Linked DNA regions of Homo sapiens: region 2 is linked to region 1. Evidence: chromatin loops called from intact Hi-C (ENCODE). Cell type or tissue: heart right ventricle. All regions are shown on one strand.

Region 1 (5,000 bases):
AGATCACACACTATACCCACTGATCAACATCTTGCTTTTTTTTTTAACTACACAATATATCCTGGAAAAGTTTCCATATGAATATATAAAGATTTGCATTTTGGGGTTGTTATATTTTATAAATTTTGATAAAATAGAGACAGAGTCTTGCTACGTCACCCAGGATGGTCTTGAACTCCTGGCTTCAAATAATCCTCTCGCTTTGGCCTCCCAAAGTGTGCCTTTTTTTTTTTCTTTTTTTTTTTTTTGAGACAGAGTCTCCCTCTGTCACCCAGGCTGGAGTGCAGTGGTGCGATCTCGGCTCACTGCAAGCTCCGCCTCCTGGGTTCACGCCATTCTCCTGCCTCAGCCTCCTAAGTAGCTGGGACTACAGGTGCCTGCCACCGTGCCTGGCTAATTTTTTTGTATTTTTAGTAGAGATGGGGTTTCACCATGTTAGCCAGTATGGTCTCGATCTCCTGACCTCGTGATCCGCCCACCTCGGCCTCCCAAAGTGCTGGGATTACAGGCGTGAGCCACCGCGCCTGGCCACCTTTTTTTTTCTTTAATAGCTGCATAGTATCCCACTGTGTGGCTATATTATTATCTGTTTAATTAGACCCTTATTGATGAACATTTAGACTATTTTGAAAGGTTGCTATGTTATACAATCCTACAAAGAATGGACTTGCACAAGAGTAAATGTTTTTATAATTGATGCGTATTGTCAATTTGGCATGATATCAACCAAAATTGAGGCCAGAGTGAGAGACTGATGGTGCCAATCAGTGTGCGTGGGCTGCAGTTGCAATAAAGTTGCTCTCAGACACTCAATTCACTTTAATGGACACCATTTATAAATTCATTTTACACCTTCTGTGGACCTGCACCTTTTTCCATCTTTGACTTGGTCATGGGCTGTGACTCAGATTGTTTTGCAGCACCCTGGTGAAGTAATCTTCCCAATGAATAGCAACTAACAAGCAATTTAATATTTATGGGATCACGCTCTAAAATCCCTCATTGGCAAAAATTTACTTAATGATATAGATGTAATCATCAAAAACACAGTAACATGGAAATCTATTGACAGATAAAACAAGTGATTGACAAAGCTGAAAAATCCTTCACTGTTCCGCCATCTTAATGTTACATTTGCCAACAGTGGACCTTGCAACTATCAGATGGAAGACAAGCTGTTTCAGCAAAGAAATGTGACACTCACAAAGACAGATTGGCCAGTTTCTTTTCATACGAACATTTTCATTGATTTTTCCATTATTGAGTGTTTGCTCAAAGGCCCTTCATCACAAAGGGTTTTATAAATATCACATTTACTTCATTCATACTTTTAAAGATTTAGACCTCTCTGGAGAGAAAATATTTTTCTTTTAGAAGTCATGGCTTTAAAATATAAGCATAGCATGTCTTCATTCTTATAGCATAGTGGCAGAGAGACAAGACATGTTCCCAAAAGACAAAAACAGAGGCACTCATAATAGTACACCCCAAAGCAGTTTGTGGTACTGGCCTAAGAAAAGCTCTCAAAGAGCAGAAAGAGATCTGAAAAGCGTGACGCCTGAGCCTTCCACCCAGACTCCCAGAGCTTTTTCTGGCCCTCCAGGTCCCTGCCATCTCTACCGGCCTGTGGCTCTAGAAGGCACTTACTAGACAGTAAGTCAAAAGGTCCAGATCCCAGAGAGTCAAGATTTTGAGCCAGAAAAGAGCAGTCTCAAGGAATCATGTAAAGCCTCTTTTGGCCAGTACAAAATATAAAGGCATGAAAACAGGGGAAATGAGTTGGACTCAGACTGGGGAGACCCTGAAATGCCAGATTTGTGAGAATCAAGTAAAGTTATTCCACAAGAGGATTGGTCCCAAAGAGTGATTCCATATGAAAATACCTAATCAGGGACCTTGGGGAGGAAGTAATCTTAATAGCCATTTTATAAATGGGCACACACAAGCCTGGATGAGAAATATTAGAATTAGGACTAGATAGTGGCCGATTTCCAGGTCTGTGCTTCAGCTATCTAGCAGGCATGGCTACTTACAGGGCTCAAAAGATTTACAAACACATTAGGAAGTCTCAGCAGAGCCAAAAGCCAGGCGTGCTCCCCATTCCCAGGCCTGGTCTCCTTCACAGAAAGGCTACAACAAAACTGAGCCGTTGGCCTCCAGCCCCATCATGAATCAAGTACAGTGAGAATGCTTCATGAGCTGAGTCCAAACAAGCTCCCGCTGGGGCCTACAGACCAGCTCCTAATTAATAGGCTCTTGGCCCACAAGTAACAGTAAAAAAATGTTTGCAACAATGAAAGGAAGACAAAGAGGGAGGGGGCTCACAAAGAAAGCAGAAGGGAAAATTATGATGGGAAGATGAATCCAGGTCTCAAGTTAGCTAGCTGAGCCATAACTCAAATCTGTGTTTATTTGTTCAAGTCAGATGTGAACAACTACATAAATTTGATTCCTGGTTTTGTAATTCAGCCTACACAGCAAAATCTGAGAAAGCAGCTGTGTTGATAGGTTTCAAAAATACAGACAAATCTCCATCCGTTAATATTTTGCTCATGCCAGCTTGAGGCACAGCTAGTGCTAAGGCCTGGGAGAGTTCACCCAGAGGTGGGGAGTTGCAGGGGAACCAGACAGAGATGGAGAAGTGAGGAGACTGCCCTGACAATCTGGCTTCTGAGTGTCACTCTGAGATTCCTAAATGGATACGCCTTCTGGGAACTCTTTCTTCTCCTCACTTTCAGAGGATTCAGGACCACAGTCCAGACAGGGCTTGGGGTTGCTGTCTAAAGTGCTGGCAGATTAGAAAAGGGTGCCAGGAGCATAGAAAACAAGAGACTCCTTTAGAATAATCAGGAACACGACTTCAGAACGTTTGGAATCTTCCATTTGTTTTCACATTTGATGTGCCTTCCTGTTGCCCATCTTTTGGCATAAATTTTCTGGCACACTCTAGCCTGATCATGTCTTCATATACTAGAGAAATTTGTAATAAGGAACATTAGTTTTCAGAGACCAGTTATCAGGACAGTCAATGACAGACTTCCCATCGACAAGTGGTCAGCATTCTTAAAATGTGTGAGTTGGAGTTTTGGAACCAACAACACCTTTTTTTTTTTTTCTTTTGAGACACAACCTCACTCTGTTGCCCAGGCTGGAGTGCAGTGGTGTGATCTTGGCTCACTGCAACCCCGCCTCTTAGGTTCATGCAATTCTCCTGCCTCAGCCTCCTGAGTAGCTGGGATTACAGGCGTGCACCACCATGCCCGGGTAATTTTTGTATTTTTTGTAGAGACAGCATTTCACCATGTAGGCCAGACTGGTCTCAAACTCCTGACCTCAAGTAATCCACCCACCTCGGTCGGCCTCTCGAAGTGCTGGGATTACAGGTGTGAGCCACAGCACCCGGCCAATAACACCTTTTGTGATAGAAACAGTGTTGGCCAGACACGGTGGCTCATGCCTGTAATCCCACACTTTCAGAGGCCGATGTGGGCAGATCACCTGAGGTCAGGAGTTCGAGACCAGCCTGGCCAACATGGTGAAACCCCACCTCTACTAAAAATACAAAAATTAGCCAGGCATGGTGGCACACACCTGTAATCCCAGCTACTCAGGAGGCTGAGGCAGGAGAATCGCTTGAACCTGGGAGATGGAGGTTGCAGTGAACCGAGGTTGTGCCATTGCACTCCAACCTGGGTGACAGAGCAAGACTCCTCAAAAAAAAAAAAACAAAGAAAAAAGAAAAAGAAACAGTGTTACAAGTGGAGATTAAGTCCCTGTGCTAGTTCACAAAGTCTATTTAATAAAGTTCCTAAATATCGTGTGTGCATTTGAAATGAAAATCTATAATATTGGAAATAACTTTTTGTCAAAATTTTTATTTTATTTTATTTTTTTTTGAGATGGAGTCTCCTCTATTGCCGAGGCTGGAGTGCAGTGGTTTGATCTCTGCTCACTGCAACCTCCGCCTACACGGTTCAAGTGATTCTCCTGCCTCAGCCTCCTGAGTGGCTGGGATTACAGGCACGTGCCACCATGCCTGGTTAAATTTTTTTGTATTTTTAGTAGAGATGGGGTTTCACCATGTTGGTCAGGCTGGTCTTGAACTCTTGACCTGGTGATCCACCCGCCTCAGCCTCCCAAAGTGCTGGGATTACAGGCGTGAACCACCTCGTCTGTCCCAAATTATGTTTTACTTGTGGATTATGCTTGAAGTAAAATTACAAAGGCTATCGTGGGAAATCAACTTATGATAGTGTCTTCAAGGCAAAAGGGGTTCTGAATTCCATCTCACTTGGAGATGGAACTTGGAACTTGGGAGAAAGTCACACACAAAACACACGTACACACACCCCAAGCAGCAGAACATGTCCATTCAGGGACAATTTTTTTTCCGGGGGGTGCCAGTAGGAGAACAAGGCTGGTGGTTCTCATGTGTAAGATATTTCTAGGATATTTCTATATCAGAGATTTTTAATTTGGAAAAAAAAAGCCTATTTAATTTCTTAAATGGTAAAGAAAGTTTTAAGTCAAATTTATATCTTTCCTAATACATTTCCTCCTAAGGCTTTAATCTTGCATGGTTCCCACACCAGCCGGCTGGGCTGGCCCTTCCTTCCGAGACGCAACAGAGCACACTGGTCCTGCTCCTGGCTCGTCCTTACCAACTGGGTGACTTTGGACCTGGCAACCTCATTTACCTACTCCTTAACCCAATCAAATTAAAAATGAGGACGGTGATCTCTGATAAGTCAACCTTATAGAGTCATGGTGAGCTCTAAATGAACTAATAATACCGCCTTCCTTTTCTGTAATACTTTAGTTTTTTAAATACATTCGCACATTTTATTCTCCTGCCAATTTAGGGAGAAAAGAAAAAACCTAACTATTTAGACTTTAACATCCTCCAAGGGCCCGAAACAGAAGGAAATAAGTAACAGTCCCAGAGTACTTGGCAACTCCTGTACCCACCCATCACACCACTGCCTGCCTCCACCTCTTTC
Region 2 (5,000 bases), 240 kb before region 1:
TGAAGACCAGCCTAAGCCCAGAGACGTTCTTCTTTTCCTAACCACCCCATCCTAGACAGCGCTCTCGTCTTCTGCATGGTAGGTCTTGCTATGATATCAACTACTTCTTTGGCAATTCACGGTGCCCTGTCCTGGGAGAGATGACTCTTCTCTTGTGATTTCCATGACTCTTTCATTTACTGGTATTAACTAGAACGAGAAAGACCCAGGGCTTACAAAGGAAAAAGAGAAGTCTGGGCTGGCAGGACAGGAGGTGGGTTTTGGGCAGAATCATGTCCAGCTTGACAGAAAAGACAGAAATTGAGTTGGAGATCCCAAGGCCTTGACACTGCCTTCCTGTCAAGGGGTAAGAACTGTGGCGATGAGAGGGAGGGGAGAGAGAGGGGGCAGTGTGTGCCACCAGCTTCACCTGCCATGGTTGCCTCCAGCCTTGTCAAAACTCCAGAACCCTGAGCACTGGTGTGGGGTCTAGTGGCAGAAATGTCAGTGCTTCCCCTCCAACCCCCAACTTCAATGTGCTTTCAGTTCCCACAGCCAGCACCCAAGGCTCTGCTCTGGAGGACTTCCAGGGCTGCTGGAGCCCCTTTGTCCAGAGGGCAGAGAGCCGAAGAGCCTGAGAGTTCTTTCCCCAGGGTAGGTCCAGTGACCGACAGGTGCTAGGAGAATTCTGAATCATCCCTAATAGTTCAGGACTCTTCTGCAAAAATCAAGCTGAAGCTGCCCTCTGTGGGGACTGATGGCGGCGGTATCTCTTTCCCTCCTGCTCCTCCTCCTCCCTTACCTGGCTCCTTAATAAGCTACTGGCATGCGAGTCCTTCTCTGAGGGTCCATTTCTTCGGAACTTCATCTAAGATGGTGAAGTGGGGGCTAGAGAAACATCCTTGGCACATCATGAAGGCAAGTGACGTGGGGGGTGTGTGTGTGTGTGTGTGTTTAATTTCCAAAAATACCCAAGTTCCTTGGTGCCTTGGGAGTGGTGGCAACACTAGGAGATGCAAGCTAACAAGGTGGTGATTTGACTTCTAGAATACTCATAGTTCATAGTTCATTGGCTAAACTGAACCATGAGCAACCTAGGTCAAGGGCCAGGCATTAGGCTTGCCCTGTAATCATCATTAACACATTCTGGATGCTCACTATGTGTCAAGCACTGTGACCATTCTCTCTTTTTTCTCTTTCCTTGAAGTAGCCTCCACATTATAGATTAGGAAGCTGAGACTCTGAGAAATGAAGTACTTTGCCCAAGGAGACACAGGAAAAACCAAGCCTGCTTTTCCCACTGTGTGCATGTCCACGTGATTCCAGACTCTGCGTCGCTCCTGGGCCCACCCCAGGACCTTGGAGATCAGGCTCACTCCAAACTCGCTACTGATTTCTCTGAATGGAAGAATCCTCAAAATAACCAGAAAGTTCTAAGCAGATTGCAAAGCAAAATGACCTATTTCACTAAAATCTTAAGTAATCTAGTAGGGGCCAGGAGAGTGTTAAAAACAGTTTTGTTGTAAGATCATCGATTTCCTCCATCCCTGCCCTCCACCTCACCTAAATAGGCACAGTAGGAAATACGTCTGAGGTCTCTATGGTTGACATGACTTAAACTTTAACTTTAGAACTTCCCCATTTTTCCCTAGTTATGTATGAGTTTTACCTTCTTTCCTTCTGCCCTTCACAATAGGCCAGGTGAGAATTTTTATAGAAATGTTCTTTGTACACTTATAAAAATTGAGGGGGAAAAAAGTGAACACTGAGCTTTTCTGGGTGTCAGGAAATGGTATCTATCTTATAAAACCAAACTCAAAACATATTGTGGGTCTTATTAAGAAACAGTACCCACACCTGTAATCCCAGCACTTTGGTGGCCGAGGCAGGCAGATCACTTGAGGTCAGGAGTTCGAGACCAGCCTGGCCAACATGGTGAAACCCCGTCTCTACTAAAAATAAAAAAAAATAGCCGGGCGTGGTGGTACATACCTGTAATCCCAGCTATTCAGGAGGCTGAAGCAGAAGAATCACTTGAACCTGGGAGGCAGAGGTTGCAGTGGGCCAAGATCGCACCACTGTACTCCAGCCTGGGCAGCAGAGTGAGACTCCATCTCAAACAAACAAACAAAAGAAACAGTACCACACAGATGCATATTAACACCCGTAATCCCAGTACTTTGGGAGGCTGAGGCAGGAGGATCGCTTGAGCTCAGGAGTTTGAGGCTGGAGTCAGCCGTGATCATACTACCACCTGGGTGACATAAACAAGGTGATGGAGGAAGGCTCCCCTAACATCAGTGGTGAGACGGTTGAGGTTGACAACATGGACCTCCTCGGTGCACAACACCATTTCTATAGCATCCCTGCCAAGAATGCCCGACCTGAGTCAGAGCATGAGGAAACGTCAGGCAGACCCAGGCACGGGCCATTCTACAAGGTAGGGGAACACAGGGGGAAGACTAAAGAACCACTCCAGATCAGAAGAGACTATAGAGGCTTCACAACTAAATGTAGCATATGAGCCTGAATTGTATCCTGGACCAGAAAGAAAGAAGTGGCATTCTTGGGGTAGTTGGCAAAGCGTAAATGGGGTCTGTGAAATGATAATGGATGGGGGTGTGGTATGTGCACCTGTAGTCCCAGCTATACGGGAGGCTGAGGCAGGAGGATTGCTTGAGCCCAGGCTGCTATGATCGTGCCACTACACTCCAGCCTGGGCGACCAAGCAAGACTCATCTCTAATAAAACATTTTTTAAAAAGAAACAAATGATCATGTAGGAAGGTGGCTTGGATGGTTGTATGATGGTGGTGTTAGAGAGTGTCCCTGTTTGGAGGAAATACACACTAGAATAATTAGGGCTGATGGAGTAGCATGTCAGCAACTTGTTCTCAGATCGTTCAGAAAAAGACTATGTATTAATTATTTATCTATGTATAATATATATAAATAAACGATATATATGGAGAGAGACAGGGCAAGAGAGACAGCCTGCAAATACAAAATATTAACAATTTGGGAATCTGGGTGAAAGGGAGATAAGGTTTTTCTCATTTCTACAAGTTTAAAATTATTTTTAAATAAATTTTTTTTTAAATTTGGGATTTACACAGGACTTGAGATGATCAAGAGAGGAATTGGAATGGGGTTGAAAAGCTAAGGAGACGAGAGATAAAGAAAAGAAAGTGATAAAGCAATTTATGACCTACCTTCTTCCTCTTGTTCCTTTTTAAAATAAATAAATTGATGTTGGGCACAGTGGTTCATGCCTGTAATCTCTGCACTTTGGGAGGCCAAGGCAGGAGGAACACTTGAGCCCAGGAGTTTGAGATCAGCCCAGGCAACATTGTGGAGACCCCATCTCCACAGAAAAAATAAAAATAAAAAATAGCCAGGCGTGGTGGTGCACAACAGTAGTCCCAGCTACTGGGGAGGCTGAGATCGGAGGATCGCTTAAACCTGGGAGGTCGAGGCTGCAGGGAGCCACGATCGCACCACTGCAATCCAGCCTGGGTGGGCAAGGGAGACTCTGTCTCAAACAAGAAATAATAATAATAAAATAAAATAAGTAAATAGAAAAATATCTGCCATAGAATCTTAGCTGGTTCTCTCACATGCCAAATCCTACTCCATGTGTTCATTATTGTGTAGTGGAAAGAGCACGAGCTTTGCTGTCGAAGGGACCTGGATGCAGACACTGCCGCAGCCTTTGCAGCTTCATGCTCTTGGCACATCGTCTACCCTCTGAGCCTCCGTTCTCTTACATGTAAAATGGAGATAAATACACATATCTCACAGATCATTAGAAAGATTGGGAGAGATCCTTACAGACAACACGTGGGTCATCTGGGAGCAGACCAGGTCGGGTAAGTTATTGAAATGGAGTTCTCATTGAGAACTCACTACTGTTTGGGGCTTACATTGTGCATGAGTGAGTTTTTGGATACTGAAAGCTTAACTTTCACTCCTGAGTCTGTCACTTGACAGTTTGGGTTTAAAGCAATCCAAAAAAATGTTGCAGTTAGGGATCAGGATTGTTATATCCAGAGAATGGTATAAAAGGGACCTCAGATACATTTACGATTCTGACACCCAGTGAGACACCCACTGTTTAAACAAATTCGTAACTTGCTGAGTGTTATTTATTTACCCTGTGCTTGGCGGAATGTGCACAGCAAAATTACCTCCATCTACTTCTGAAAAAAAGTAGTCATCAGTCACAGCCTCTCTATTTATTACACTCTGAAATTTATTACATTTCAAATAAAATGTCTGTCTCTGACATTGGCTGGCCTTGTGGTAGGGTTTCAGTATTGACCAATATTGACCTGGTCAGTTTCCTTGATGGTGAGCCCCTCAGCTCCCATCTTTGCAACCCACAGAGATGTAGCCACTGGTGGAATCAGAATTTCCATATGGGAGAGGATAAGGTTAAAAGGGGAGAGCTGGGGAACTTGTCTTAAAGGAGCGTCTTTATAGCAAGCATACTTTTGAGTTAAGTTTAATAAAAATAATGTTCCTTTCAGACTTCACGTTGAATTGAAAAATAGCAATTGTCCAGATTAAAAGATGTTATTAAGATCATCATTTTTCCTGGGTAGCTTTGCAGGGGCCGATGGAGACTACAGAGGATGATGACTCCACCGGTGGGCTCAGCCACTGTCCTCAGCCCAGCACTGGGCATGGAGTGACTCTCATGCCAGCCCATCCCTTTCTTGTCAGCTGAAATTCAGGGACTTCTAGACTCAAATCTCAATCAATGACAAGGCAAAGTCAGACACTGTGCTTTCACTGTGCTATTAGGTGTGATTCCGTCTGTCCTGAGACTCTTAAAATTCTAAACTTCTGCCATCTACAATCAAGAGCAGGAGACAAGGCAAACACATGCGAGAAATAAAGGCAAGTAGAATCCAAATGAGCTATATAACTAATCACAGCCATGCAGTTATGGGTGGAGAGGGCACTCTGGAGTGAGGGCAGGGATGGGGGCCGCTAGGATCCATGGGGGCTCATCTGGCC

What was found. A loop is a pair of places that touch in the nucleus more often than their neighbours do. Peaks named below come from ENCODE experiments on the same cell type or tissue, not always from the same donor. Only the 100,000 strongest peaks of a DNase experiment are listed, where the experiment ranks them.
Region 2: a loop joins it to region 1, with 3 times the contacts of the local background. A loop is called at or near these places in 1 of 110 quality-filtered maps.

The regions. Positions count from the first base shown.
Region 1 is chr18:22,002,861-22,007,860 of GRCh38, reverse strand. No RefSeq gene overlaps it. Among named protein-coding and RNA genes, the nearest start is that of LINC01900, 24 kb to the right of the region's middle. In heart right ventricle, no CTCF peak of the experiment used is centred here; no DNase peak of the experiment used is centred here; H3K27ac peaks cover 330 bases.
Region 2 is chr18:22,242,817-22,247,816 of GRCh38, reverse strand. It overlaps LOC105372018 (a long non-coding RNA gene), which reads left to right. Exons shown (of 3, transcript XR_001753369.2): 2 at 3,633-3,847; 3 at 4,785-4,885. Among named protein-coding and RNA genes, the nearest start is that of GATA6, 76 kb to the right of the region's middle. In heart right ventricle, no CTCF peak of the experiment used is centred here; no DNase peak of the experiment used is centred here.